6 separate regions of the Mus musculus genome follow, and regions 1, 3, 4, 5 and 6 are each linked to region 2. Evidence: chromatin loops called from intact Hi-C (ENCODE). Cell type or tissue: heart. All regions are shown on one strand. Links, peaks and the distances in the headings refer to the core of each region. The heading gives the core; the rest is flanking DNA. Region 1 has its middle 16 kb from the start of 1700048B10Rik. Region 2 holds the start of Nxnl2 (nucleoredoxin-like 2). Region 3 holds the start of Spin1 (spindlin 1). Region 4 has its middle 28 kb from the start of Gm32613. Region 5 has its middle 27 kb from the start of Gm32613. Region 6 overlaps Spin1 (spindlin 1).

The links. A loop is a pair of places that touch in the nucleus more often than their neighbours do. Peaks named below come from ENCODE experiments on the same cell type or tissue, not always from the same donor. Only the 100,000 strongest peaks of a DNase experiment are listed, where the experiment ranks them.
Region 1: a loop joins it to region 2, with 4 times the contacts of the local background. A loop is called at or near these places in 14 of 42 quality-filtered maps.
Region 3: it touches region 2 in a loop (6-fold over the local background); 8 of 42 quality-filtered maps call a loop at or near these places.
Region 4: a loop joins it to region 2, with 4 times the contacts of the local background. A loop is called at or near these places in 2 of 42 quality-filtered maps.
Region 5: it touches region 2 in a loop (3-fold over the local background); 13 of 42 quality-filtered maps call a loop at or near these places.
Region 6: a loop joins it to region 2, with 2.4 times the contacts of the local background. A loop is called at or near these places in 3 of 42 quality-filtered maps.

Annotation. Positions count from the first base shown.
Region 1 is chr13:50,947,367-50,952,237 of GRCm38, reverse strand. It overlaps the pseudogene Gm8779. Among named protein-coding and RNA genes, the nearest start is that of 1700048B10Rik, 16 kb to the right of the region's middle. In heart, for the core only: a CTCF peak has its summit at 2,528 (motif pointing left); a DNase peak (open chromatin) is centred at 2,517.
Region 2 is chr13:51,169,240-51,174,110 of GRCm38, reverse strand. Nxnl2 (nucleoredoxin-like 2) reads right to left here and starts at 3,086. Exons shown (of 2, transcript NM_029173.4): 1 at 2,487-3,086. The coding sequence starts at 2,788. In heart, for the core only: a CTCF peak has its summit at 2,494; DNase peaks (open chromatin) are centred at 3,200 and 3,690; H3K4me3 peaks cover 1,738 bases; H3K27ac peaks cover 1,421 bases; H3K27me3 peaks cover 2,084 bases.
Region 3 is chr13:51,098,457-51,103,327 of GRCm38, reverse strand. It overlaps Spin1 (spindlin 1), which reads right to left and starts at 2,448. Exons shown (of 6, transcript NM_146043.4): 1 at 2,338-2,448. It overlaps 9430083A17Rik (RIKEN cDNA 9430083A17 gene), which reads left to right and starts at 2,601. Exons shown (of 1, transcript NR_029463.1): 1 at 2,601-4,871. In heart, for the core only: a CTCF peak has its summit at 2,224 (motif pointing right); DNase peaks (open chromatin) are centred at 1,897 and 2,577; H3K4me3 peaks cover 3,556 bases; H3K27ac peaks cover 2,664 bases.
Region 4 is chr13:51,017,023-51,021,893 of GRCm38, reverse strand. No RefSeq gene overlaps it. Among named protein-coding and RNA genes, the nearest start is that of Gm32613, 28 kb to the right of the region's middle. In heart, for the core only: no CTCF peak of the experiment used is centred there; no DNase peak of the experiment used is centred there; H3K27ac peaks cover 1,383 bases.
Region 5 is chr13:50,961,772-50,966,642 of GRCm38, reverse strand. No RefSeq gene overlaps it. Among named protein-coding and RNA genes, the nearest start is that of Gm32613, 27 kb to the left of the region's middle. In heart, for the core only: a CTCF peak has its summit at 2,389 (motif pointing left); no DNase peak of the experiment used is centred there.
Region 6 is chr13:51,120,239-51,125,109 of GRCm38, reverse strand. Spin1 (spindlin 1) reads right to left here. Exons shown (of 6, transcript NM_146043.4): 2 at 1,822-2,022. The coding sequence starts at 1,873. Among named protein-coding and RNA genes, the nearest start is that of Spin1, 22 kb to the right of the region's middle. In heart, for the core only: no CTCF peak of the experiment used is centred there; no DNase peak of the experiment used is centred there; H3K27ac peaks cover 1,970 bases.

The DNA.
Region 1 (4,871 bases), core at 338-4,337, 220 kb after region 2:
TGAGAACCTGTCTCAAATTACCCCCAAACAGGTAAAGTCATGCACTGAGATTCCATTTCACTAGTCAGGATGGTTACCATGAAGAAATCAGTGCATGCTATCAACGACGTGTGCCAGGGGAGGAATCCATTTGCAAAGTCACTAAGAATATAAATTAGTGCAACCAAAGTGGAAATCAGAAAGTTTCTCAGAAATGAAAAAGGAGAACCTTGGTAGGTCTGGCTCACCTACCCCTGGAGAGCTAGATTAAAATACAACAATACTGCTGTACCCATGCTTATCGCTGCTTCATATTCGACAGCCAACGGATGCAATTAGCATAGGTGTCCACCAACAGATGAACGCATAAAGACATAGAGTTTTAGTCAGCCTCAAAGAAGCGTGGAATTGTATCATTTTGAGGGAAATGGATGGCAAAAGGATCTTTGATGGAGCATTGAGTGGTTAGACCACCACGATCCAACTGTTTCTCAATTGCACCACCATCTGGAGACCAGGAACCAGATTCAATACAGGAGCCTTTGGGCTGCCTCATGGTTTGGATACGATTCATGGATATCTAGTGAAGGATGGATGAAAAATGTGACCAGTGATTAAGAGGAACTCAGTCCGGCATCTCCCCAAGAGCTACCGTGAGATGTGCACAGCCCAGTAGAGACAGAAACTTCATCGACCAGAGTATCTGCTTAACAGAGATTGAAATAGGAATGATCTCATTTTGCATGAGTGAGCTCCTCTTTCAGCTCCACGGTATGCAGTGCCAGGGATGGTATTGGGGCTCTGTGCATGCTGGGAAAGCTCTCCATCAACTGGGCTACATACCTAGTTGTTTGATTGGAGACGTAGGGTTGGAGGAGCAGAGAGTCCCACCTCTTGCTTCAAAGGCAGCTTGGAGAAGACTAGCTTCCAGGCAAGTAGGAAGAGGGTCTTAAAACCCACACCCACAGTGACATACCAACAAGGCCACACCTTCGAATAGTGCTGCTCACTGGGCCAAGCATATACAAACTGTCACCACATCTTTGTTTCTCATTCTAGTTCACTTGATGTCCTATCCCTTTAATAAGAATAAAGAAAAAAAATAAAGAAAACCCCACCAAGAATATTTTAGCAGTACCCCCCCCCCCATTCTCCACTTGGATGGAGCACACAACATTCTTTTCAGATACTGTAAAACACTGGCTTTGCAAAAAGTAGGGGTCACATCCCAAACACAGTCCTTTTTTTTTCAAGGTCATTATTTATTTGTTCCTCTTAAAGACTCATTTTTGACTGGACTCAGACTTAGAAATAGAGGCTCTTAGGGAGAACAGCCTACGTCTCTTGGCAATCTGTTCCTGGCGCTTTTCTTTGGCTTCCTCCATTCTCTTGGCCAAAAGTTTAGCGTAATCTGCAGCCTCCTCCTTGTTTTTCTTTGCGTTGTTTCTTCAGAGAAATATGTCAGCGTTTGTGTTGCAGGACCCGTAGAGTAACAAGACATTGATTGAATCTTGGGTGCTTTGGTCCTGGGCTTCTTACCTTCTTTGTTTAAGGGCTTCCTGACAACATACTGGCGGACATCATCTTTTTGGAGAGATTAAAAAGCTTTCGGATTCTACTAGTTCTTTTAAGTCCCAACCGACAAGGCACAGTAGTATCTGTCAGTCCAGGAATATCCTTCTCTCCTTTCTTTACAATGACCAAGTTGAGAACACTGAGATTAGCGTCCACAATGCATCTGCGAACAGACTTGCGCTTCCTCTCTCCAGTTCTCCTTAGTCTGTAACAGGAATGCCCCCTATTCAACAGCAGGCGCACTCTGCCATGGGTCAGAACACCTTGCTTCATGGGAAAACCTTGCTTGTCATTCCCACTGCTGATCCGGACCACACAACCCTTTCGCTCTTCACCAAGAGCAGCAGCAGCAGCAATTTCTGTATCCATGCGCTTCTCATAGAACGTGTAAAGCTTGCGTTCGTCATCCACTTCAATGCATTTCTGACAGCCAGTGGCAGGGAAGGAGATGTTTAGCTTCATCTTGACACAGCTGATGGCCTAGGAGGCGTCACAAAAAAGAGAGCCCCAACACAGTCTTTCAATTTAACCCCCAAGAGAAGCAACCATTATCAGTCCTAGAGACTGCATGGACACTTCCATGAAGACAGTATCTAAGGTGTTTGTGTTGTCGTAGCACAGTGTGTGACCCCCATGTTCACAACCACAGAGACTTTGCAGAGCACCATTGATGTGTGTCTCGAGCCTGTGATGGGAACACCAGCAACAGAATGGCTTTGCTTTCCTGGTCACCAGCATCAAAGCTTTTTTCACTAAACTTTCTTCCAGGTTATGAGGAACGTGTGAATGTCAGGAGAGGGGATGAAGGGGTCTCACAGCGAGTGCCGGTCTGAGCTGAAGCATCCCTGGGAGAAACACCTGAGGATGTGTAAGAGGTGCTTGCTGTTCCACACCCATATCACCAGATGTGTCACACTACAGTTTTGTCTCTAAAATGCTTATCCTTTTCCTACAGTGCCACCTGCTGTCAGCTTCTAATATTGCAGTCTTCCCCATTGCTTGATCCACTCCTGGCCTGAGGTGAAATCAGAAAGGGAAGTTACTCTCTCACTACAGCAACTGTTGGTGGAGCACTTGGCACAGAAACACTAAAATGTACAGTGAAGGAGGAGGATCAAGGATCTTAAGGTCACCCTCTGCTCCAAATCCAGAAATCATCTGTTTCCTTCTAATCTAATAGAATGCACACTAGGTGACCTCAGGGAGTTATCCAGGAAAATTGAGCAGGATGAAAGTGCCAGACAGAATGGTGCACGCCATATTCTCAGTTACTCAGAATTCTGAAGCAGGAGGATTAATTGAACACAGGAGTTTAAGGCCAGTCTCTTAAACTAGCCAGAAATGGTGTCTCCTACCTGTAATTCCAACACCCAGGAGGCTTAGGTAGGAGGGTAGGAGTTGAAGGCCAGAGGGGATTCAAAGCAAGTTATAGGCTTTCTTGAACTATATAATGAGTCCCTGTCTAAAAAAATGAAACAAAAACCCCTGTATGTAGAAAGATAGATGATTGATAGACAATATAGACAGATATTTGATAGATAAGAGACAGGTATATATGTGATAGACAGAGGATAAGAATAGATTAAGTAGATTATCAGTGATATAAGATAAATAAATGCTTGATCATGGATAGTAGCTAAAAGGTAGATAGATAGACAGACAGACTGATCTGGCAACATAAGCAGAGGAAGAGAATACAGACTCTGTCTACTGGCTGGTTGTGTGTCAACCTGACACAAGCTGAACTTATCACAGAGAACGAAGCCTCCCTTGAGGAAATGCCTCCATGAGATCCAGCTGCAAGGCATTTTCTCAATTGGTGATCAAGGTGGGTGGGAGGTCGGGGGTGGGGGGTGGGGGTGGGGGTGGGGGTTGGGAAGGGCCCCCTGGGCTGGTAGTCCTGGGTTCTATGAGAAAGCAAGCTGAGTAAGTCAAGGGAAGCAAGCCAGTAAGCAGCACCCTCCATGGCCTCTGCATCAGCTCCTGCCTCCAGGTTCCTGCCCTGTGTGAGTTCGTGTCCTGACTTCCTTTGGTGATGAACAGCAGTGTGGAAGTGTGAGCTGAATAAAACTTTTCCTCTTCAATTTGCTTCCTGGTCATGATGTTTTGTGTAGGAATACAAACCCTGACTAAGACAAACTGCTACCAGCATAGTGGGGTATTCCTGTGATAACCTGACCATGTTTTGGGAGAACTGTGGAAGGACTTTGGAACTTTGAACTAGAAGAGCCATTGGAATGTTAAGAGCTCTGTGGGATGTTGTGTAGGAGCTTGGAAGATAATGTTGAGAGAAGTGCAAATGATGGAGACCTGGCTTGTGAAATTTCAGAGGGAAGATTAAGACTCTTATCAGGGCCGTTGCTATTTTGATTGTGAAGATTCTGTGGTTTTGGCTAGCTGGGGCTGAAGAATCAGCTGTGATTAACAAGATACCAGAACTACTAAAGCGAAACCTTTGCATTACTGAGATTATTGGTGCTGGTTAGCTGGAACTAAGAAGTTAGTGGTGATTAAGAAGAGACCAGCATCAAATATTCTGGGAAATGTTTCCTGAGAGCACAAAGAGGCTGTGTTCCAGAGATAGCCAAGGTTGTACCTCGTGCTACAGCTGGACTTGGAAATGTGTAAGAGTCACCCAGGTGATACTGGTTTTGAAGACATGAAGTAGTCATGAAGAGCAGCTGAGGTTCTGTGCTGTGAGAGGCCATGGAAGGCCACTAGTGAAAGTGCAGCCTCAGTTGCAATTGATGTCCCAGGACTGAAGGGGTCATGCAAAGGAGTTGAGGCTTGGCACCATGAAGAGAGCCTATGAGAGGCTATTCGTGAGTTCCAGTACTGTCTTAGTCAGGGTTTCCATTCCTGCAGAAAATAACATGACCAAGAAAGGGTTTATTCAGCTTACACTTTCACATTGCTGTTCATCACCAAAGGAAGTCAGGACTTGAACTCAAGCATGTCAGGAAGCAGGAGTTAATGCAGAGGCCATGGAGGGATGTTCCTTACTGGCTTGCTTCCCCTGGCTTGCTCAGCTTGCTTTCTTATAGAACCCAAGACTACCAGCCCAAAGATGGCACCACCCACAAGGGGCTCTCCCCCCTTGATCACTAATTGAGAAAATGCCTTACAGCCAGATCTCATGGAGGCATTTCCTTAACTGAAGCTCCTTTCTCTGTGATAACTCCAGCCTGTGTCAAGTGGAAACAAAACCAGCCAGTACAAGTCCTAATTTCCGTTGGTGATAAACAGTAACGTGGAAGTGTAAGCTAAAGAAACCCTCTCCTCTCCAACTTGCTTCTTGGTCATGATGTTTTGTACAG
Region 2 (4,871 bases), core at 324-4,323:
TTCCTTCCTTCCTTCCTTCCTTCCTTCCTTCCTTCCTTCCTTTCTCTCACTCTTTCTCTCTTTCTTTCTTTCTCTCTTTCTTTCTCTCTTTCTTTCTTCCTTTCTTTCTTCCTTTCTTTCTTTCTTTCTTTCTTTCTTTCTTTCTTTCTTTCAGATTTATTTATGTATTATATGTGAGTACACTGTAGCTGTCTTCAGACATCCCAGAAGAGGGCATCAGATCTCATTACGGATGGTTGTGAGCCACCATGTGGTTGCTGGAATTTGAACCCAGGACTTTCAGAAAAACAGTCAGTGCTCTTAACCGCTGAGCCATCTCTCCGACCCGTTGGTCTACTTTTCTACAACTCCAAACATATCAGGGAGGGGTACCCTAACACCTAGCAAGGTCCCAAAAGGCAGATCAGAGGCTAGGCCAGTAGGAGGATGGGAAGGTGCCTGCTAGGCACCATGGACACTGCCCACATCCCAGCCTATGAGGACCAGCATTGCAGTGATGTCACTCTAAGCTCTTCAAAGGTTCTCGTGGGAGTGGCAACCTGTAGCATGAACATCTGCAGTTGCTTAGAGACCTGGTTCCACTGTGTATGGTAATGCATGTCTATAAAGTTAGTACTCAGGAGGCTGAGGCAGGAAGGTCTCTTTCTAGGCAGATAAACTCAGTCACAGAGAAGGGGATAAGACGAAGGCCAGAAGGATGCGACAGATGTCGTAGTTATTCTCTTAAGACAGTTCTCTCACCTAAGCTAAAGCTGGCTGTTTCAGCTGGCCTGGCTGGCTGACCAGTGAGCTCCCAGGATCTGGCTGACTCCACCCCTTCTGGCTGACTCCATCCCTTCATTACTAGGGTTACATGCAGCCCTGTGTTTGTTTTTGTTTAACTTATGTGCTGGGGATTTGAACTTAGGTCTTCACACTTGCACGCTTACTCGCTGAGCCAGCGCCCCATTCTCCCTTACGTTGCTTTTGTCAAATATTTTGTCACAGCAATAAGAAAAGTAATATATACCGAGCCCTTTCACAGACTAGGTCAAGCTCATTCTCCGAGCATCTTTTTACTTAGTCATAAAACGTCTTTCCTACCATCCTCGCCAGCAACCCAGCGCCCTAGTCTCCAGAGGGGCAGAGTTCTCCGCCTAATTAGTGCCACCAGCACCATCTCAACTGCAAAACAAGTGTGTCCCTTAAAGCTACATGTAATTGAGTGTGCCACTGAGTCAAGTCACATTTTAAAGCACAGCCCTTGAAGCAGTTCTCAAGGGAGTCCTTACGCAAAGGCGATCAGCTGTCACTTAGACTTACTATCAATGGGATTTTCATGGTACCAGCATGAGTAAGGCCTCAAGCCTGCCCCAAGGCTAAGCAGCTTCCCCAGGGTTCTCCACCTCCCAGGGAATCACCAAAGAGAATGAGTTTAGGAAACCCCCAGGGAGGTGGTTCCGACAGTAAAGAGCTTTGCGAGCATGAGGGCATAAATTCGGTCCCGAAAAACCACATATAAAACACTCATAATCCCAGAGCTGAGAAGGCAGAGACTGATGTCCTAGGGCTCACTGGCCCGCTAGCCTAGCCAGCTAAGTGAATTACAGGAGAGTGCAAGGCCCTGTCTCAAAAAAGCAAGGTGGTGACATCTGCGAAATAATAGCAGAGGTTGTCTACTGACATGCATGCACAAGTGCACACTTGTGAACGTGCACACACGGACACATACACACAGAGAGAGAATAAGGGGGCTTCTAGTTATTATGAATCCATGGGACATCTCAAAGTTGGCTTTGCTTCGTTTTCCAGAAAGGATTCACCGGTAGCATCGCAACTTGGATAACAAAGCCAGGACCCAGAGTTAAAGGATACCCAGGAACTGACATCTGTCCTAGAAGCGGGCAGGTCTGGGGGACGTGTGTTATGAGATCTCCATCTGGACTCTTCCATACCCACCTCTCACCCTTTATTGCTTCTTCTCCTGAAACTCTCAAGCCCTGCCTGCTCTAACATCTGTAGTTAGGGAACTCCATTGCTGTAGGTAAAAATAAGTCGCAGAGATGGCTAGCTAATATTTGACCTAGCTCTTCCCGCTATGAGCGCTATGAGGCCCTCCCCACTTCTCCCGGGGTACATCCGCTCCCCCCAACTCAGCTCTGTGGATAAGGCGGGGATCCACAGCGTCAGGAGGGTGGCTTCCCACCCTTCCTTCTGCCCACTGATCAAGGAGCCTAGCTAAGGGATGCCAGCCAGCATCAGTACCAGTCCTGGGGCTCCTGAGACATGTGAATTCCTGACACTCCAATCGTAAAAGGCAGAAAACGCTGGCAGACCGGAGCCCCGTGGATGCTGAAACCAAGATTCGGGGGAATTGGCCCACATTGAGATCTGAACAGCAAAAAAGGCCAGATAGAAAGTTAAGGGCTCTGAAACAATAGCACGGTACAGGTGCAGTCCTGGGGGAGCCAGAGCGCCAGCCCCATGACCCCTGGGTCCCCACTCACTGCCGGTAGGGGTCGTGGAAGGGCAATGCCAGCCAGGAGCCGTGCAGCTCGCGCATGAAGTCCAACATCTCCTCCGCACTGCCGTCTGCCGACACGAAAACCACCTCGAAGGGAGCGGGCCGCCGCGCCTCGCTCACCAGCTCCGTGTAGAAGTCGCAGAGCAGCGGCGTGAAGTCGCGGCTGGGCGAGCACCGGCCCGCCGCAAAGTACAAAGCTACCACCTTGTTCTGCAGCGCCACCTCGGCCTCCACCACCGTGCCCTCCCGGGTCACCAGGCGCCGCCCGCCCAGCACGTCCACCATCGCCACGAGCTCGGCGTGAAGAGGACACAGTGGAGAGACGAGCCCTGGGCTGCACGGCCACCTGTTAGCTGGAAGATGACACTGAGCCTCCCGCAGCACTAGGCGCCTCTCAGCCCCGCCTTCTGCTGGAACAGCTCACCTTGAGCCGAAGGGAGGAGAGAGCACAGTGGCCACTCCAGAAGCTGCGACAGCAGCGATGACAGCTGGGTGCCCCGCACCAAAAAGCAGAGCCACGCCATCAACCTCTCCCACCCTCTATTTTATCCTGCCTTGCAAACCCTCTCTACCCACCAGAGTCCTTAACATCCACCAGAGCCCTGCCCCGCTCCACCTGCGCCCCGCCCACCGGCATCCTGTCTCGCTCACCCACAACTAGTCCGGACATCCGAGGCTTGTTCGGGTCCACGCCCCCATCCCACCCCACGGGCCCAGTTCCACACCACCTAATCCACTCCTGCTCTGTTCTGCGGACCGGAGTTCTGTTCCGCCCACCAGCCCCTCCCCACCTCACCCAAAAGAGCCTAGACTCACCAGGGTTCTGCCCCGCCCACTGCCCCTACTCCTCCATCCACGCCACGCCCCTCACCCTCCCTTGGAGAATCTTCCAGCCCTAGATAAGCCTTACAGCTTTCCTGGCTCCAGCTGGCCATCTCCAATCCGCCCTCCCAATCCAGAAAAGCATTCCCTCATTGAGCCTGGAGCCCCCACCCCCACCCCCCACCCCCGAAGCTGTTGTGTCTGCTTAGGGCCTCTGAAAAGGGTTGAGGAAGCTAAAGGGTTCTTCTACCTCTAATCGAAATAGGCAGGCTATGGGGAGCCTGGGCTCTTGTGTTCCGGATGTATACCTCCACCGCCCATATCCTGGAGTTCTGGAAGAAAATTGAGGGCAGATCTCAACGTTGACGGAGGAGAGCCAGAGTGCTAAAGATACGCAGGCGCTGTGACGGTCCAGAAGTTTTTACAGTAAGAAAGTTTCAGCTCCCTGCCAAGCTGGAGGAGGCACTCTTGTGGGTCAGCGTGTACCGGCACACCCAAAACCTTAGGGATCTAGATAACTAACCCTCAAGAGCAGTATTTTAAAAATTAAAGAGTAGGATCTGGAAAGATGGCTGAGTCATTAAGAGCGCTGGCTGGTGGCTCTTGCCGAGGACGCGTGTTCTTTTGTCAGCACCCTCAAGGTGGCTTACAAAACTTCTGAAACTCCAGTTCTAAGGGATCACACACCCTCTTCTGGCTTCTAAGGGCACCAGGCACACATATGGTACAATGCGGGCAACGCATTCATACACATAAAGTAAGAATAAATAAAACATATTGCAAAAAGGTTGTAGGAAATTATTGAAACTTAGAGGCGGTGACGGAAACCAGCATATAGGATCCCAGATCATGCCACTTTGGTGCGCTGGTTGTTTGGAGTTCTAAGCACTCTGAAAACAGCAAACCGAGGAGAGGTTTCTCTGTGCTTCCCCGTTGTGCCCTCAAGGCAGGTTTGCCGAGAGAACTGAACTGCCATCGACAGAGACTTTCACAATTCCCAGACAAACTGCCTGAGCCTCCTCTATCTCATGTGTATTCCTCCAAGGACCTGTTCATCTCCAGTAAGTGAGCTACGCCTGCCTTTCCCCTGTGGGGGTGGACTAAATCCCTCGACCCTGTCACATTCACCGGTAGTCACTTTTCTATCCCCATATCAACTGCTAAAGAGTGGTTTTCCCCTATGCACCTGCCAAGTGTCAGCTTATTCAACAGACACCATGGAATGTCTGTCCAGCCTGATTTTGGAAGCCTTCAGCTGCCCTCCCGCAGAGGCAGCCTATCATCTGCAGGGGTGATGGGACTCTACATTGCCTGGGTGCCCAACTTGACTGGTCCCCTCTCAGAGCTTCAGTGGACTCTGTAGAGACTTGGAGGGATCGTGACTTTCGATGTAGAACTTCAGGGGCCAGCAAGCTGGCTCTGTGGCTTTAGATATTTGTGGTTAAGTTCTAAGCCTGACCACCTGAGTTTGTCCCCTGATCTCAGTGGAAGGAGCAATCTTACTCCCAAAGGTTATCCTCCTGCCTCCTGCCTCTCTATGCAAACC
Region 3 (4,871 bases), core at 245-4,244, 71 kb after region 2:
ATCCTCGGCGAACGCCATCCAGAAGTGACTGGATGTGGAACTAGCTGTTTTCCTATGGGATTTTCCCGGCTTCCACTTTTCGAGGGAAGCAACGTTCAGGCCACAGCTCCCTTTCATCCTTTGTCTTCAGCCCTCTACTGCCCCATAAAAGGAAGTCCCAGGCTCACTAAGAGCAGTATTTTTCAGAGTTCCCAAAATGAAAATGTGAAATGTGATCCTAAGGAGAGAAGAAGAGGGCACCTCATCCCTCAGAATGACAGACCGGCAGGGCCTCAGGCACAGGGCTGGCCGAGCATACCGCCTCAGACTGCTGTTTGCTCTGGAGCTGGCAATTAAAGACACTACCTAAACAGCCACCCAGCCTCTATCCACAGATTGGGGGCACATGCTGGGGGTGTATCCACAACATGAAAGAAATGCCTTCATTCCCTAAAACAACCTATTCTATTTAAGGAACGTTTACATGGTAGGTAGTTTGTTGTACTAGGAGGCAAAACCTGGAGTCCAACATGTATGTGCAGGACAACTGCTCTACCACAGACTTCTGACTTTTTGAAACAGGACCTTAAATTATACAAGCTGTCCTTAAACTTCCAACCCTCCTCAACAACTAGGGTTACAATCCTGTTACTAGGCCTGGTGAAGGGTGACCACCCTATCCTATGTAAGAGATGGGCAGCATCAGAGCTTAGCTATCCCAGAAAGGCTTAAAGCACCTCCTTTGAACACTAAAGTGGGCTTGACTAGAGAAATTCCATAGTGAAAATCTATTTTTAAAAAACCTTAAGCATGGCTCAGCGGTTAAGAGCACTCACTGGCTGTTCTTCCAAAGGACCCGTGTTTGATTCCCAGCACTCCCATTGTCTAACTCCAGTCCCGGGAGTTCAGAGCCCTCTTCTGGACTCCTTGAGCACCAGACACACATGTGGTACACAGACAAATATGCAGACAAAACATCCACACACATATATTTCAAAAATCCTAAGTATAAAAAGACAGCCCCTCACTCGATTGTACTCCAGGCGGAAAAAGGAGAGTGGCGCAAGGCCAGTCTAGAGTACAGGAGACCTCATACAAATTCACTTAGACTGAAAGCCTTTTGCTTGATCCATTTCTTAGGCATGTCAAAGTAGGATTTTAAAGCTAATTTCGTTTTACTTATTGAGAGAAACACTACACGTTTTTATAAACATAGCAGGCTACGTTAATACACAATTACCAAATCTGATAACGGACATCCTGTAAATCGTGTTCACCCATTAACTAATACTGAAGGGGTTAAAAAGGCTAAAGATGTGCCTCTTCTATCTTTCCAAAATTTCACCACCTCAGAAGTGCGCTCAGGATGTATAGGTAAAAAAACGTCTAAGATCCGGTTTCATTTTCACTCTCTAACAAAAGCTATGCAGAAGGCAATTACTCTCCATCAATCCTTTCAGGCTGCAGCTTCTTCCAGAAAATTCCAAGGAAAGTTAGTGAGGCATTCGCATTTCGATACGGATACCATCTTTCTCGCTAGTCACACTAAAATCCTTTACAACACTTGAACGAATCTTGTATTGCTTTTGGATGTACACGATAAATAAACAAGCCTTTAAACCAGAAGTAAGACTGCACGCGCGCGCGCACACACACACACACACACAGAGAGAAAAATCCTTACAAAACCCGAAACCCAATTCATAGACCATCGAAACCAAATCAATATAAAAACAATTGCGTAAACAAACTTTGAGATGCGCAGGCAACGTCGTGGATGACTGAAGCCATTTCTCAACCCGACACCCCCCGCCTCCCGGAAAGGCCCAGAACGCACCATCCGTGCAGGAAGCCGCCAGGGACCGCGACCCCCGGCGCTGCGCAGTATCCGCACCGCACATCTATCGGGCGCATTCGGGGAGGCAAACCCAAGGTCACGCAGGCCCGCGCCCCGAGCCCCCCAGGCAGGGCGTCACCGGGATGACCCGTCGCGGGGGTCCCGCCACGCCCCTCCCCCGCCCGGTTACGCAATGCCCCCGCCCCCGCCCCCCGCCCGGCACGGAACAAAGCGCGCGGGAAGCGGCCGCGGGGCTGGGGCAGGGACCCCGCGAGCGCCATGTTGGCGGGGGCGGCGGGGACCGGGCGGGGGCGACGAACAAAGGAACTCGCGCACGCCCCGGCCCCAGCCCGCCGCGCCCCGGCCCCACCGAGCCCGGCCGGCAGGGGGCGCTGAGGGGCGCCGCCCGCGGACAATGCGCCCGGGGCCCCGCGGGCTATGCTCACCTGGGTCCGCGCGCCGTGAGAGGCCCACTCGCTTCCCCCCTCACGGCCCTGCAGCCAGCCCCACGCGCGTCTCACCTGTCGGCCACCGAGGCTGCCCACGGGGCCGCCGTGGTTCGCTCGTGCTCCCCGCCGGCCCAGCCCGAGCCAGACGGCGCCTCCCCACCCCCGCTCCTCGCCGCGGCCGCCGCCCGCCCCCCGGCCGCCACGGCGCACGCGCACTGCGCCCGCCGAACTGCGACGGCCGCGCCGCCCCGGCGCCCGGCGCCGCCGGACGCACTGCGCAGGCGCGGGTGGGAGGCGGGCCCTGGCGGCGGGGGCGGGGCCTGGCGCTGCTCACCTGGAGGGTGGGGCGCGCACCCGGAGCGGCGAGGTACACGCTGGGGAGCCGCGGGCCTGGCGTAGAGCCGGCCTCTCTTACAAGCGGAGCAGGGTCGGGAAGACGAACGGAGAGTAGCGGGCGTTGGTATTTACTCTTGCACGGGAGGACGGCTTCCAGGAGCTATCCTGACTCTTTGTCCTGGGACCTTACGTCTGCTGTCTCGGGTAGCTGCCTGGCTAGCTGCGGAGATGCAGGAGGCTAGGTCACATGACCGTGCGCCGCGCAGGTGCACTTTCCTGCGGAGCAGCAGCTTTGGACTGCAGGACGCGAGCCCTTTAAAAATATGGATAGGCTCCCCCATGCTCCCTTGAAGACACACCGCCTTGCTGTACGCCGCACTGCGCAGTGGCTGAGGAACTAGGCTCAGCTTGCAAAGCTCAGGGCCTCCTGCGAACACCTGCTGAGGGTGGCTGCTGCAAACACCTAGCCTTGGCCTAGCTGCAGCCGCTGCTCTAGAAGTCACCCCGGGCTCCTCGCGAGGCTGCAAGCCAAGACTTCCCACGATCGCACGAGAATCCGTGCGACTCTGGTTCCAGTTAAGATCGCCTATTGAGGATCTGTTTGGCTGTGGGCAAGGAAAGAGAGAAAAAGAAAACGTCCGGGATGGTTTGGTTTGAGGGGAAGTGAAATACGGGACCTGAAGCTTCGTCTGGGTCTCCTTCCCTCCTTTAACCCAGTGTCTGGATCCAGGCGGTCACCGACCTGGTTCCTCGAGTGCTGTAGCACTGCCGCATTGTAATAAGCCTCCTGCCAGAGTGTTGCCAGGTCGAATTACAAGACGTTATTGGAAAGCCCTTTGCGCACTCCAAACCTGCAGCACGGCTCTTAGTTCGCTGTGCTCTTTGGGATTCCATTGGCACTTTTTTTTTTTTTTTCAAAATAAGATTGATATGTGCCTGCTCAAATTAAAATGCTTGTCTCAGATGACATTCTTGGCAGGAGCAACGTAGTCACAGACCGAAGAGAGGGCTAATTTCAGTAGAGATGCAGCCAGCCTGGAGATCACTGAGAGAAGATTAGCTTTTGTTGTGTTTAATGTTTGATCGTGGAGGCTGACAGGAACAAGGAAGGGTGTGATAGGGAAGGAGGCTGGAGTGACAGTATGGAACACTTCCGTTTCCTTGGTGACACGCCTGGTTTTTTTTGGTTTGTTTTTTTTTTTCTGTTCTCTAGAGGAACAGAACTTACAAAATGAATATATACATATGGAAAGAGTATGTATTAGAATACCTCACAGGCTTTGATCAAGTTAGTCCAGCAATGGCTGTCTACCCACAGAAGGTCCAGGAATTCAGTAGTTGTTCAGTACTGAAAGCTGAATGTCTCATCTGGTCTTCAGCATACGCTGGAATCTCAAGCAGGCTATAATGTGAGTGAAGGAATGGACTTGCTAGTGAGACAGCAAAGAGCAAAAACTTCCTTATTCCGTGTCCTTTAAATAAGCTGCCAACAAGTGTGCCCCAGATTAAAGGTATGTCTTCCTACCTCAGAAGATCCACATTAACCGTGTCTCTTCCCACCTCAAAAGGTCTGGATTAAAGGTATATTTTTTTTACCTCAAAGATCCATATCAAATGGTTTAATTAAGCAGAAATCCATCACTGGTGGGCCCATCCATTTTGGAGTTTTGATTCCTGATGTCAAGTTGACAAAAATGGCCTTCACATCTGCCTAGCACTTACTGACATTTTGGGACCTGGTAACTTGGGGAAAAGAGTATTGGGTTGTTTTGCTTGAACCAGGGCCTCACTATCTAGCTGGGTAAGCCCACGCAGGCCTGTAATTTAAGGTCTTCCTGTGTAAGCCTCCCCAATACCTGGCCTCGTGCATGGTAGGGCATTTGGTGTCATCCTTGGCTTCTACCTATCTGAGGCCACTTGCAGACCCAACTGACCAATCAACCCTTCAAGCCTTGCTTTCTCCCACTTCTTCACAACCTCAGGTTTAAATTTGCCTCGACTGATGGTCTCCAGCAACCTGTCAAAAATAACACGGGCTACATTCTAGATTTATGAATGCCTAAATTGGACTCAGGGACAGAGTTGGTTTTTGTTTTTAAGATGAGGTCTCATATAGCTCAGGCTGGTCAGAACTTTTATACAGCCAAAGACAATCCTGAACACCATTCTCGTCCACCTGCCGCTCTCCTACCAAGAGCTGGGGTGGCAAGCACATACCAGCTCACAGATCAAATTGCTGGGCAGTGGTGGTGCCGTGCTGTGTGTCTCAG
Region 4 (4,871 bases), core at 618-4,617, 150 kb after region 2:
AGGCAGGCCAGCTTTGTTGTCCATGATCTCCACCACTGCCTCTCAGTAGTTTTCTCTTTGGGTCTCATTTTTCTTTCCTGCAGAGAGAGGAACCTTTTTATAGGGTGGTCAGAAGCTGGCTGGAGATGGCTTCTCCAGAGAGTCACGTGATCTTATGGAGAGCTTGTTTGATCCTAACAGTTTCCTCTCTTTCCTTCCCTCCCTCCCTCCTTCTTTTCCTCCAGTTTTCTAGAATAAATGCTCAAGCATACTATGGCTGAGTCTTAAGGTACGTGAGGCTTAGCTTGTAAGAATCCAGAGGTTACTCTGAAGAGCACGTGTTTCATTTTCTATTACGTGAGATATACGAGAGGCCAAGGTTCCTTGGAACCTCACCAGTGTTTCGGATCATGCTTATTTCTCATTTTAGCCATTTGGATGTAAATCTGCGCTGAAATTGACTGTGGCCGGAAGAGCTAATGATCCAAACGCTTTTCCATGACCACTTTGGTTAAATGCCTGCATGTGCCTTCATTTCTTAAATGATCTTTTGTTTTGTTTTTTGTTTTTCCGAGACAGGTTTTCTCTGTGTAGCCCTGGCTGTCCTGGAACTCACTCTGTAGACCAGGCTGGCCTCAAACACAGAAATCCGCCTGCCTCTGCCTCCCGAGTGCTGGGATTAAAGGCGTGTGCTACCACTGCCCGGCCATTTCTTAAATGATCTTTTTTTGAATTGTTGAATTTTAGGGCTCTGTATATTATAGTTACAAGGTCTTCGTTGGGTACGTGGCTGCAGATATTTCACATCTGTAAACAATCCATTTGTCTTTCCTTTCTTTTTTCTTCCTTTTATTCCCTTTTGAGACAAGATCTCATGTATCTCAGGATGATTTTAAACTCGAAATATAGGGCTCTCGCTCCCTCTCTCTCTCTCACCTCTCTGTCTCTCTCTCACCTCTCTCTCTCTCTCTCTCCTCTCTCTCTCCTGTCTCTTTCTCTCTCACCCTCTCTCTCCTCTCTCTCTCTCACCTCTCTCTCTCTTTCTCTCTCTCTCTCTCTCTCTCTCTCTCTCTCTCTCTCTCACACACACACACACACACACACACACACACACACACACCACACAGAGTTGATGGCTAAAGCTGCAGGTCCCTGCCAGCCCTAGAACAAGGTAGACAACAACCAACACTCCACAGTGTGCTGTGTGGCAGCATTTTGAGGATACAAGTGTGCAATAAATTCCTCGAGTTGGGCTGGAGAGATGGCTCAGCGGTTAAGAGCACTGACTGCTTTTCCAAAGGTCCGGAGTTCAAATCCCAGCAACCACATGGTAGCTCACAACCATCTGCGATGAGATCTGATGCCCTCTTCTGGTGTGTCTGAAGACAGCTACAGTGTACTCATATATAATAATAAATAAATCTTAAACAAAAAAATTCCCCGAGTTATTCCGGGCATGCATTGCAGGCTTTTGTCCAAGGTTTGCCTGTATGTTCAGAACCCATTGGCTAGGTACACTAAATGGATTTTCAAATTGGAATTTTTTTTTCCTTACAATGGGCTTATGGGGAACCCAACCCATCACACATCAAGGAATATCTGTATTGAGGAACTCCACGGGGCTGGAGTGTGGTTCAGTCAGTAAATAGCTTGCCTTGCAACCATGGAGACCAAAGTTCAGTCCCTATGCTGGGCGTGAGGACTTGGAGAGATAGCTCAGCATCTCAGTCCAGGTAAGACCAAAGGACTGCTCCTGTAAAGGACGTGAGCTCAATTCCCAGCACACACCTGGCAGCCTGCAACTACCAGTAACTCCTGTTTTGTGGGATCTGATGCTCTCTTCTGATCTCTGAGGGCACCAGACACACATGTGGTGCACATACATATATGCAAGCAGCTATAAAAAACATTAAAAAATCTTTTTAAAAAAATCTGGCCGTGGTGCTGTGCACTGGTAATCCCAGAAGTGCAGAGGGGAGGGGACACAGGAGAATCCCCAGAGATCACTTGGCACTCATTCTAGCCTAGCTGGTGAGTTCCAGGCTATCAAGAGATCATGTCTTAAGAGAGGTGGACAGAGTTCCCGGGGATGACACCTGAGGTTGTTCTTCTGCCTCTGCATGCATGTGTACATGAACACACACACACACACACAAACACATGTACAGCGCATGCACACATGAGCTTGAGTGCCTCTGACCACCCAAAGGAACATCAATTTAATTGAAAATTACTATTATGGCATAAAATGACACTTATCGTGTGGTCATGTGTGCATTTCTTTTGTGCTTGAATGCGTTTGCGGTGTGCATGTGTGTATGTGGGTACACATGTTTTTACATTTGTGAGTACACACAAAAGTGGGTATGTATACGCACATGTACACACATGTCAGGGCCCCATACCTGACTAGTCCTGGGGAAACCCTTCTTTTTCATCTCCGGAGGCTGTAATCAGAGATGAGCCCCCATGCCCTTTCAGCATTTCTGTGGGGTTTCTAGGGATCCAAACCCTGGCCTTCTGCTTACATGGCCAGCACTTAACTGTTGAGCTATCCCCCGGGTCCATATGTATGTTTCTCTATTAACAGTGAATAACCTCTCGGGGCAGTCTGACTAATTATGACATCATTGAGACTGTAAACACCACTTCAAGGAATGACAACCAACCAAGGTCTCTTTTACTGACGAAACCACTGGTATGAGCATGGCTTCTCACCCCATTCACAGTGGGAAGAAGTGCTTAGAAACTGGTGAAAATAAAAACAGTATTTTTTTATACAAAAATAAATTTTGGGGGACTCAGGATATTCATATGTAACACTCCTCCTCCATGTAAAGTTTCTCTGAGACTTAGTCTCTTTCTGAGGCCACACTGAGGCTCACTCTACCTGCCAATAGTCTGGGCATAGTCCCCCTGGCTTTTCTCAAGTGTCTCTCACTACTTTACAAAGATGACTGGTTTTTACCTTTATGTATCGTGTGTGCACTCACACATGAACGTGAGAGCCAATAGAGGCTGGGGGTGGGGTGGGCGGTCAGAAGCTGCGTTTGCGGAATACTGTGAGTCTCCAGACACAGGTGCTGGGAACCAAACCCAGGTCCTTTGCAAGAGCAGTAAGTGCTCTTAATATCTGGGCTCTATCCGCATCCCCTCCAGACTTGATCAAGCAAGCAGACACTTGGGTGCAGAGATAGTCCATGCTGCACAGCATGTCCCAAAGAGAAGAAAGAGCCCCAAGCCTCACCCGGCCACCACTCTGACCGATTGGAAACAGCTGGTTGGAACGGTATGAAAAGTACCAGGCCGCTTGGTCGGCTTCCCACGCAGATGCATAGATAATCAAGAATTCCAGAACTATGGGAACCCTCCCTGTTCAGGAACGGCAAAGACACATGTGGCAGCTGAGTAACGGGACTGTCTAAAAGGACTCGGGGGACTAGAGGGATGTGAGTGTCTCAGCTGAGGGAGTCAATCTCTACGGTACCTTAGCTTCACTCACAGGGCATGCTGGTGACACAGAAAACATGAGGCAGGACACACTCTGAAGCCCCACATTCTGGGAGCTGTACAGCCTGGCCCAAAAGGAGGCGCCTCAGCTGGACCCCCAAATGAGCATCTCTTCATAAGAACAGGGAGTTTTCAGGACAGTACTTTGATGGATGGCTGACATCCCCCAACCCTGCCCACATATCTAGCAACGCACACACATGGATACGAAGTGAGATAATAGAGAACAGATTGAAAGTGGGCCAGGGAGGAGGGGGAAGCACTGCAGAGGTCAGAGTTCAAGTAGCTTTCTTTTTTGGAAGGCGAATGCGGCACTTACTTCTCTGCTCTGATTTTCACAGGCCTGAACTATGCAAGCAGAGAAATATTTATGGCTGCCCTCCAGCAGAGCAGATCCAGTCATGGGAGCCCACGAGGAATGTTTCTGCATACCAGTTAGCTGCCACCTCCAATTACCTTCAAATTCACCTTAGCTGGGGAGAGGGTGGGGGAGGGGAAGACAAAGGGGTGGGGGGTAATACGGAGCTCAAGGTTTTCCGGATCTCCTGACAGGATCTGCAGCAGAGCAGCCTAAGGGTTGCTTTCCTGTTTTGACTGGTCACATCCCACTCTCATTCTGAGGCTGCCTCGGTTTTTGTCCCGAGCCGTGAGGATGGGGTGGGAACCACTGGGTTCCTTTCTGTGCGACCTGGTGAGTCTGGGTCCGACTCTTTGCAGATGGAAGACACTGCACGTACTTGTCTTCCAAGGATCCATGCAAATGATTATGGAGGACGGGGGATCTAGCTCAGCTGCGAGCAAGATGCACAAAGTTCTGGAATTTGATCCCCAGCACCACAAAAAACCAGTGTGATGGTGCACGCCTGTAGTCCCAGTACATGTGATCGAAACATGTGGATTGGAAAGTTCAAGGTCCATTCTTGAGTGCATCGTGAACCGTAGGCTAGTCTGGGCAAGGTGAGCCTATCTGAGGAGTGTTGACTAACAAGCCTGCAAGGTGCTTCTGAAACGAGCATCAGCGTGTCTCTTTAGGGCCTGAACTCCAGCAGGGACTCCCTTTACCAAGCCAGACAGTGCTCACCCATCCATCCCAGATGTCTCTGAGTGTCTCCAGGGCTCTGTGGGCTCTGAATGCTGGGTAAAAGCAACCATCTCTGTGGCTTTCACTGCAAGGGATGTGGCTATCCCTGATGTTCTCAAGGCTTTAACCTGACACCTAGCCGAGGCTCATTGTCCAGAGGAAAGAACCCCACGCCCTTTCTCACGTGAACAAGCCCAGTAAGTGTACGAGTGCCTCTGCTGCCTCCCTTGTGTTCCGCAGAGCCTGTGAGGGCAGGAGGATGGATTATCATACCCCCTGTGTCTCCCATGCACTCAGCAAT
Region 5 (4,871 bases), core at 416-4,415, 210 kb after region 2:
GGTGGCATGGCAGGAGCACTCTGTCTGTATACACGGAGGACAAAGGGACAAGGGGACACGCAACAGAAAAGCTCCCCGAGGACGAGGGCAGGTCATAACAGGACGTGACATCATGACCTAAAACAGAGAAAAAAAATATAAAACTAATTTCCCCAGAGGGTGGGAAGAACGAAGGGAGGTGGTTGGGGAGAAAGATAATTGGTTATGAGCGCTTGTTGTTCATGCATGAAGGTGAGGGGGGTGGGGTGGGCACAACGGACCTGGGTTTGATTACCAGTAACCACAACTGTCGATAACTTCGGTTCTGAGGAGTCCAGTACCTTCTTCTGACCTCCCCAGGGACCAGGTCCTCACATGGTACATAGACAGGCCTCTGAAAAAATAGTCATACACATAAAATATAAAATAAGATTAATTAAAAAAATAACAATGAAGAATTTTATTTTCTGAACAGAAGTTGAGTTTTCGTTTTTAAAATATTTCTGTTTGTACCTCCTACACACAAGGACCACAGTATGCACCCCTGAGACAGAAACAGCTGAGCAGTAGAATCAAGAAGAGTTTCCTCTTGCTTAGCCTGGTGTCCCCAGCCACCTCCAAAATGAGCAGGTAGCCGTAGGGACCAAGCAGAGTCCTGCTCCCACCAAAAATGGCAAGACTTAGTGCCAGCAGGAGGTGAGGGGTGGGGGAGGGGTGTTTTCTGGTGAGGCCAGGAGTTAGCTGGACCCCACCAGGTAGTCAAGTGAGCTCCTAACCCTGACGGCGCCTCCTGCTGAGCACACAGGTTGTTGCTTGGTGACAACCACTTGGGACTCTAACTAAAGGCATCCCATTTACTGGAAACCCACAGATGCACGCAGGTGGCAGCAGGCTGATTGACAGCCTCTGGCTGCTCTCCCTGTGGTTCCCTCCTTTCTGCAAAGCCCATCCTTTAACCCCAAGCAAGAGCTACACAGTTACAACCTTTTCTTGAGACCCCTTTGGCTGAGTGGAGCTCTAGTAACAGTCATCTTTGAATGGCTTCATGGTCTCAGGAGGCTCTCCCTGTTGCTTAACATAATTCTTTGCCTTTCACATTCATTGTTGCCTATGGGTTTCATTCGTTAGACATGAACAGGTGTTGGGCTCTGCTCTTGGGAGCTCTGATGGCCTTGACTGTCCCAAACTTCTGCACTCTTCTGGGTATATATTTTTTAAAAAGTTCATTATTATTACTATCATTCTCATCATCACCATCATTCTCATCATCATGGCTATTCGTGTGCATGATGTATATATGTGTGTCGAGTCCCACTCGACCAGCAAGAAAGATGCAAACACCGGTTCTTCTTTAAGCAGTTTACTCAGACAGCTACTTACTTCAAATCCCCTGCCTCTCTAGTTACAAGTGTTTTTCTCCTCTCCAGCCACAACCACGCCCCCACCAATTACCACAGGTCACATCACCTCACCAGGCAGGCTTTCTCAGCCAATCAGGGATTAAGGGCGGGCCATCCACCAAACATGGGCTTGTTTACTACCTGGAGCAGACTTCCATCCTGCTGACCAGGAAGTCCGGAATGGCTCCCTACATATGTGTGAATGTGAATGTGGCTACCATGTACGATGAAGCATATGCAGAGGTGAGAGGACACCATTTAGAAGATGGCTCCTCTTACCTTGTTGAGGCAGGGTCTTTCTTGTTTTTTCTTGCTTGCATATTTCAGGCTAGCTGACGTTCGGGCTTTTAGCTGATCTCCTGTCACTGCCTCCCACCTCAAACGAGGAGTGCTGGAATGACAGATGAATTCCACATCTGGCTTTTTGCCATGGGTTCTGGGGATTGAACTCAAGTTATCAGGCTTGTGAATAAAGCCATTTCTTGTGGGCAATCACACCCGCAGCTTTCCTGACACTGACATCTCATGCCTGAAATCTGTATTCCCACACTAGCCTCCAGCTTGGCTCTCACAGCACCAACTCAGCTTCGATTGCTTGCAAAGGCTTGGGGCTGCTGCTGCCATTGGACCGTCAGCCCGTGACAGTTATCCCAGATGAGCTGCTCACTAAACATGAGCAGAGATACTGCCTGCTAACAGAGAGGACTTAAGGGTCTCCTGATAACATCCGCTCATCCAGGATCTAATAAAAATACAGCTGTCATAACAGAACCGGGGACAATTACAACTGGAAAAAAGAAATCAGGTTCTGCTGCCAGGAAGAATCAGATACTGGAATTGTCTGGCAACGATCTTAAAGAAGCCATCACGAAAGTGACAGTACATGGTAAATATAGCAGTTAAGAGAACTTGCTGCTTCTGCAGAGGACCTGCATCCCAGCACCTACGCAGAGCAGCGCAGACACCGGAAACTCCGACTTCTGTGGACATGGCGCCCTCTTCTGGCCTTCTCATGGATCTGCACGTATGCATATGCAAGTGCACACAAACACGCATACATGATTTAAAAAGAAAATATTTTTTTAAAAAGAGTAAATCCAATTATGATTTACAAATGAAGAAACAGATTTTAGCAAGAAAACAGCACTCATACCAGAGCCTAGAGGAAGTGATAGAATTGAAGATTAAACTTTGAAACAAAAGAATCTCTCTGGATGGGCTCAATAGAAGAATGTATATTATATGTCAGGGGAAATCAGAGAAAGCAATAGAATATGTACGATCTGAAAAACAGAGGCGAAAAAAACCTAAAATGAAAAAGTGCAGTGCATTAGGGGCCAATGAGAATGCAACAAAAGATCCGACACTCACCTCTTAGGAGTATGCTTAGATATGCTAAGTGACCATATAATAGTACAGGCTTAACAAAATTCATGACAAGATATGTTATATTAATATATTAAGCTAAATATGCTGAGGGACCAGAACATGTCTATGATTTCAGTGGGGACTGTGGCTGAAGCATCACCAGTTCAAGGCCAGCCTGGGCTGCAGAGTGAGACTTTGTCTCAAAACAGAAAGGAATAAGACACAGAGAAGGGCTGGGGATACACACACACACACACACACACACACACACACACACACACGTCATAAGAAGATATTCTTAGGGCCTGGAGGTGACGCTCAGTTGGTAAAGCGCTTGCCTAGCATGCATGAATCCCCCAGTTCAAGCCCAGCATTCATACACTGACTATGGTGGCACATGCTGGGAATCCCAGTCCTTAGGCAGCCGTGCGTGGCAAGAGTGTCAGAAGTTCAAGGTCAGCCTGGGTTATATGAGACTCTGTCCTTAAAATATAAATAACAGGAAGGAAGGGAGGAAGGGAGGGAGGAAGGAAGGAAGGAAGGGAGGGAGGAAGGAAGGGAGGAAGGGAGGAAGGAAGGAAGGAAGGGAGGGAGGAAGGAAGGGAGGAAGGGAGGAAGGGAGGAGGAAGGGAGGGAGGAAGGAAGGAAGGAAGGGAGGGAGGAAGGAAGGGAGGAAGGAAGGAAGGGAGGGAGGAAGGGAGGGAGGAAGGAAGGAAGGAAGGGAGGGAGGAAGGGAGGGAGGAAGGGAGGGAGGAAGGGAGGGAGGAAGGGAGGAAGGGAGGGAGGGAGGAAGGAAGGGAGGAAGGAAGGGAGGGAGGAAGGAAGGAAGGAAGGGAGGGAGGAAGGGAGGGAGGAAGGGAGGAAGGGAGGGAGGGAGGAAGGAAGGGAGGAAGGAAGGGAGGGAGGAAGGAAGGGAGGAAGGGAGGAAGAAAGGGAGGGAGGAAGGAAGGGAGGAAGGGAGGAAGGGAGGAAGGGAGGGAGGAAGGGAGGGAGGAAGGGAGGAAGGGAGGAAGAAAGGAAGGAAGGAAGGGGGGAGGTGGATGGACCGAGAGAAGGAATAAAAATCTAACCATAAGAGGCCACACATGTAAATGAGAATGGAAACATAGGAGAAAGCATTTGACTTTGGGCTTAAGAATTCTTAGACCAGCCGGGCGTGGTGGCACACGCCTTTAATCCCAGCACTGGGGAGGCAGAGGCAGGCGGATTTCTGAGTTCGAGGCCAGCCTGGTCTACAAAGTGAGTTCCAGGACAGCCAGGGCTACACAGAGAAACCCTGTCTCGAAAAACAAAAACAAAAACAAACAAACAAACAAAAAAAAGAATTCTTAGACCTAGGCCCCGAAGTGTGACCCGAAAGAGGAAAGGTGGATAAGCAGGAGCGCATTTCATGATAACACTTTGGTTTCAAACAAACAAACAAACAAACAAACAAACAAAAAACTGCTAAAGGAAGAAAGAGAAGGCACAGACCCGAAGACCACATTTATCAATCCCTGGTTGGGAAAACAGTCTTGTAAGCCTGTAAGCTCAATAGAAATAGCTGATGGGAGACCGGTGACAAGCGTGAGTGTTCATGTTCACTGGTGGCCTTTGCAGATGGTGAGTGGGACAGATGTCCATCCTTGCTCACTGCCAAGGTACAGTCATCAATGCAGAGAGCAGATCCGGTGTAGCAGACTTGTGACTGAACACTATTTTCTACAATAAGCTTATTGGGGCACAGCCCCGTGGGAAACCACGCAGTCCCTGTCTGCTTTCATAACTGAAGCCCATAGCATCTCTCGGGCTCACGCTTGTGTTCTCTGGTATTTTGGTGCACACACAAAACCACAGTCTCACCATGACAACGCCACAGGAGGGTGTCGCTACCTTAACTGTCTCTTGGCCCCCAGTGTTCATCCTTCCTGCCTTCTTTGGTGTTCTCCAAATCCTTATTTATTTATTTATATTTAAATATCAAGTCACGTGTTTTCACTTCAGTAAACAAGGTTGGTTGTCCCAACTGCACAGGATACACTTGTTCTCTTGTCCCGACCCCCTGGCCCAAAGACTTATTTATTATTATACATAAGTACACTGTAGCTATCTTCAGACACACATGAGGAGGGTGTCAGATCTCAA
Region 6 (4,871 bases), core at 417-4,416, 49 kb after region 2:
CTGCAGACAAGCAGCGTGGCTTCCTGAGGTGACCTGAGAACAACAGTGCAGTCAAAGGACTGATGAGCCAGAGGCCATGCACGAAGTCCAGAGCTCCGAGAAACTACACCATAACCAAGACAAATTTCCAGTTTCGGCCCAACTTGTACAGTTTAAGTTGTTCCTGCTCCTCTGTCTTTATCACAAGTAAAACACTAAAAAATCTCAACCATGCTTCTAAGATTGATCAGAGAATATAAAGTCACAAGACAAGAGAGGAAAGGATGGCAACCTAGATAGTCAGAGCCCGCACAGGAAGCTGTATAGAAGAACTTCAACTGGTGCTGCTGGAGTTAGTAGAGCCCAGTCAGCCAGTGGGATTGAGGCACACTCTTAAAGGGGCCCACACTTTAGTTCTGTCTGTAAAGGCTGATAATCTGACCAAGCTGTCCTGTGCCCTAAGGCAGGACACTCTAAAGTATAGGTTTGACCAAAGGTTGAGCTAATCACAGAACCAGCAAATGAGCTAATGGATAGAGTGAAGGACACACACACACACACACACACACACACAATAAAAAAAACAGACCTACCGGTAGGAGGAAACAAAACAAAATCATTATAAACAAAGAAAAAAGCCAGGCATGGCTGCACACATACAATCCCAGAAGTGGGGAACAGGAGGAACATATCTAAGTTCAAGGCCAGCAAAGGGTAGGTCTGAGGCTCCCTAGGGTGAGACTTTTATCTACAAAAGCTGGACTTCTTTAAATTGGAAATACTCTGTGTGCTGACTGTGATGCCCATGGGCAAGAGAACCAAGGACATAGGCCAGCCTGGGCAACAAGTTCTGAAACACTAGCAACTTCACTTAAACCTTATCACAGACTTTTTCCAATGTTCAAATGCCACAATTAAGTACTGAAGAGTATTATTTGTCAGCACAGTATGTGCAACACCTGTGATCCCAAGGCAGGAGGATCAACATGTTCAAGATTCTGTGGCCAAAAGGAAGGGAGAAAGGAAAAGGCAGGCAGGGTAGCTGGTTCATTTGCTAATTTTATAAAACATTTCACATGGTCTCTTTTTGTTTGGGGAAAGAAGGTTTTAAAAACCTCCACTTTTAAACCAGGTGGTGGTGGCATATGACTTTAATAATCCCAGCGCTGGAGAGTCAGAGTTCAAGGCCAGCCTGGTTTACAGAGTGAGTTCCAAGACAGCCAAGGAAAGGAACAGTCTCAAAAATCTACCCTTTTACTCCTGTTGTTTTTAGTCATGTGCCACAAAAACAAAACAAACAAACAAACAAAAAATGGAGTGGATTACTGTTGTAGAGGAGGTGTACAGGCAGGCTTGGCTTTTGTTGTTTTTGAGACAAGACTTCATATAGTCCAGGATGGCCTGGAACTCGCTGTGTAATAAAGGACGGCCTAGAATTCCTGGTCTTCCTGACTCCATTTCAGAGCACTGGAATTACAGGCTCAATGAGGTCAATTTCAGATCCAAAGCAATACAGCTGCTTTAAATAAGCATACACAACTGAGTAAGATCCTCCTCCTGCCCTAAAGCCACCCAATCTCCTAAATCTCACTAAATCCAACAAGCTAACATCTCGCCTTCTTCTCGAAAAAATAAAGCCTTGATTCCACTATACTCTTGAAATGTACTTGTTTAGCACTTATTAGGTTATACAGAAAACAATTATCTGGCATAAGACATCAAAGCTCTTGTTTCACGTGCAGCAAGGTATAAATCACGGTGAAGGAAGGGCCCCCACGGCCCAGGCGAAACCACTGTTCTAAAAGGTACAGCACACTGACACACACAGCGCTCCGTGCTTACCTGCATCAGCTCTGGACCGTTGGCCAGGTGTCTTCCCGAATGGGGTCTTCATTCATCTGTATCTATGTGAGCAGCAGAGCTGCTGGACTAGGGTGAAAATCCAATGTTCTCAGCTATGAGGCTGCCCACAGGTTCGTGTTAATCCACCATCCAGATGTCTCCTTTACAAGTTCAGCAAAAACACACGGGATCCCAAGCACTCTGTAAAATGAGCATCAAGACAGCAAATGCCTAGTGAGCCTCTAAATGTAATCGGAAATGTAAGCCTAATTCTCAACTAAAGGCACTGATCCCTGGAGCAATGACAATGCAAAGGCAACGCCTCACAGTGAGAAGGGGATGTCGGGACGGGTCAGACCCCGTAGGGAGAAGAGGCTGTGCAGGGACTAGAGAGCCCCGTCCTAAATAAACCACCTTGCTGCTAGGGCCCAGGGTAGGTGCAGGATCACAGGAGAGGTGATCAGGGTACATACAGGTCAATCAGGGAGGGAAGATGCATCTGGCAGACCAGGACTTGGGAAAAAGACAATATAACCTTGTTTTCCCCTTTCTGCCCCCAACCTCTCAAAAAGAACCATTAAACCCAAGAGAACTTCCAAGAAAAACGTTCCCACCCATGCAGATGCTAAATTGTTTCACAAAAGCAGTACAAACTTGATTTACATCAAGTTTGGTTCCAGAAACTCTGAAGCCCAGGTAGTAAACCGTTTCCATATCTTTCCCAATCAGGCATTTTTCCAACGGCTAAAGTGTCCTGGTGCTGCTGCTCCTGTGGTCAGGCTTGCATGTTACTTGTAACTGCTAAATGAACAATTTCAGAGTTCTGTGTATCATTACCACTCCATGGCGTTATTCAGTCTCTAGCTGAGATTACAAGGACATCACAACCCACTAGGTCCTCCCTGCTGTATTTAGTTTCCCCCAGCCTTCCTGCCCGTGGCCCAGCTCCCCTTCTGCTGTGCTTACAGATAAAGCACTAAACTTGAAGGCAAGACATTCAAGCTCTTCTGTCATGTTCAACTCTCTTGTATGTAACCTGAGCAGCATTCAGCACTACTACTACTAGCCAGAACCCAGCACACAGGCTTGCTGTGCACTACAAAGGACTTCCCACTGAGGCACTGTCCTGAGGCCCTCAGGCTCAGCCCTGTCATTAGTTCAGCCAATTCTAACCTTCCTCTAGTGAATTTCATCACTAGAGCATCCTCAGCATATAATAAACTTGATGCAGTGTATCACAACTTTAAAGGCCAACTCCTGGGGCTGGAAAATAGCAGAAGAGCCAGGCTTAAGTTCCAGCACCAACTCAGAGGCTACAATGCAGAAGCTACAATTCCAAGAGATTTGACACTCTCCTCTGACCTTGGGACCAGGTAGACACATGGTACACACACAGGAAGGCAAAGCACCCACTACACATAAAATAAAAGCAAATCTTTTTTTTGTTTGTTTGTTTGACAGGATCTTTCTGTATAACCAGCCCTTGCTGGCCTCAAACTCAGAGACATACCAGCCTCTGCCTCCCAAGGTTTTCTGAAGTGTGTGTGTGTCCTTCTCACTAGGTTTCAACTATCATGGCAACATTTTCTGTTGCTATTTGAAGTTGAATTTAACAAACCTTTAAGAGAAACTGAGGACTTGAAGCACGGGTCTTCTGTTTTCTGTTGTCGTGTGTATATACATTGTTTACGAGCATGCAGAACAGGGGTGCAGAAATCTGAGGGCAGCCTGGAGTGTCCATCAGTCTTCACCCTGCCCTGTCTGTCTTCTTTAGCTGTGCCTGACCCCATGAGCTGCTGGGGATCCTCCCATCCTCATCTTCCCAGGGGACTGCTGGACGAGATACGAAAGCTATGTCTGCTTTACATGACAAGGACCTTTTACCGCAAAATAATGTGCAGTAAAGTTCCTAGAAAAAAAAAGCCACACCTACTGCTGACTAATTACAACTTCATGATTGTGGAAAGAGCCAAAATGCCAAGTTCTATCTTGAGTAGCTTTAGTCCCTTTACAGACCACTCACAGTCCCCCTAAGTGTCTGACCTAGCTTCCTCACGATGTAAAACCTTTTGGAATATACATACAGAAAGTCTTCATAGAGTACTTGAAACTTGTAACAGATTACCATCTTTGCTGTAGCTTGCCTACCTGATATTTCCACCAATATACTTGAAAATGTCTTGCCTTATGATTTTTTTTGTTCCCAATCCATAAAAATTCTGTTTCCACATTGATACACGGCATTCAGATTAGTCTTTCATAGGCCAGCCACGTTGGTAACAATGCAACATTCTTTCTTATCTTCCAGAGGAACCATCAGTCTAGGCTCCTCCCAACTCCTGTTTAAAACCATCAGGAAATGCAGTCCCCTCGCCAAGACAATGAGTGCTTTGAAAAGTCAGATAAAGAACAGCATTCTGAAAGTAGAACTGCTCTTTTGACTGAACTAATTTAATTCATTCAAGTTTTCTAGAGACACAGATCATCTTTAAGTTATCTTATTATGGTGGTTAGTTTAGTAAAGAAAAAAAAATTAAACAAATGCAGTCGTTTCTAGGATAGCAGATGCTCCTCCCTACCCCAGTGCTCCAGGAAAGTCACCAAGTGGAGATTACTGCCACGTTGCTAAAAAGGATCAGGCGGCTGGAGAGGTGGATCAGTGATCAAGAGCACAGCCTGATCTTCCTCGGTTAAATTCATAGCATCCACATCACATATAGCTCATAGCCATCTGTAACTCCAGTTCCAATGTATCTGACACCCTTTTATGGCTCCTCCAGCTATGGTGGAAATGCATAAAGGAAAGCAATACACCCACATATACATTTAACAACAACAAAAATAAGGTAAGAAATGGAGACCAGACAACAGAAAGGTTCTTAGGTTACCTACTCTCTCTCCCTACACATGCGACCAGGACCCTGACTATGGTGAGAACACACTCAGGAAATCAGTTAAGTACTCACAGCTGACCCTTCACTCTACAAGCTAGGGTCAAACGATCGGAGACTCAAAACATGCACAAGATACAGTGACTATAGAAAATATTC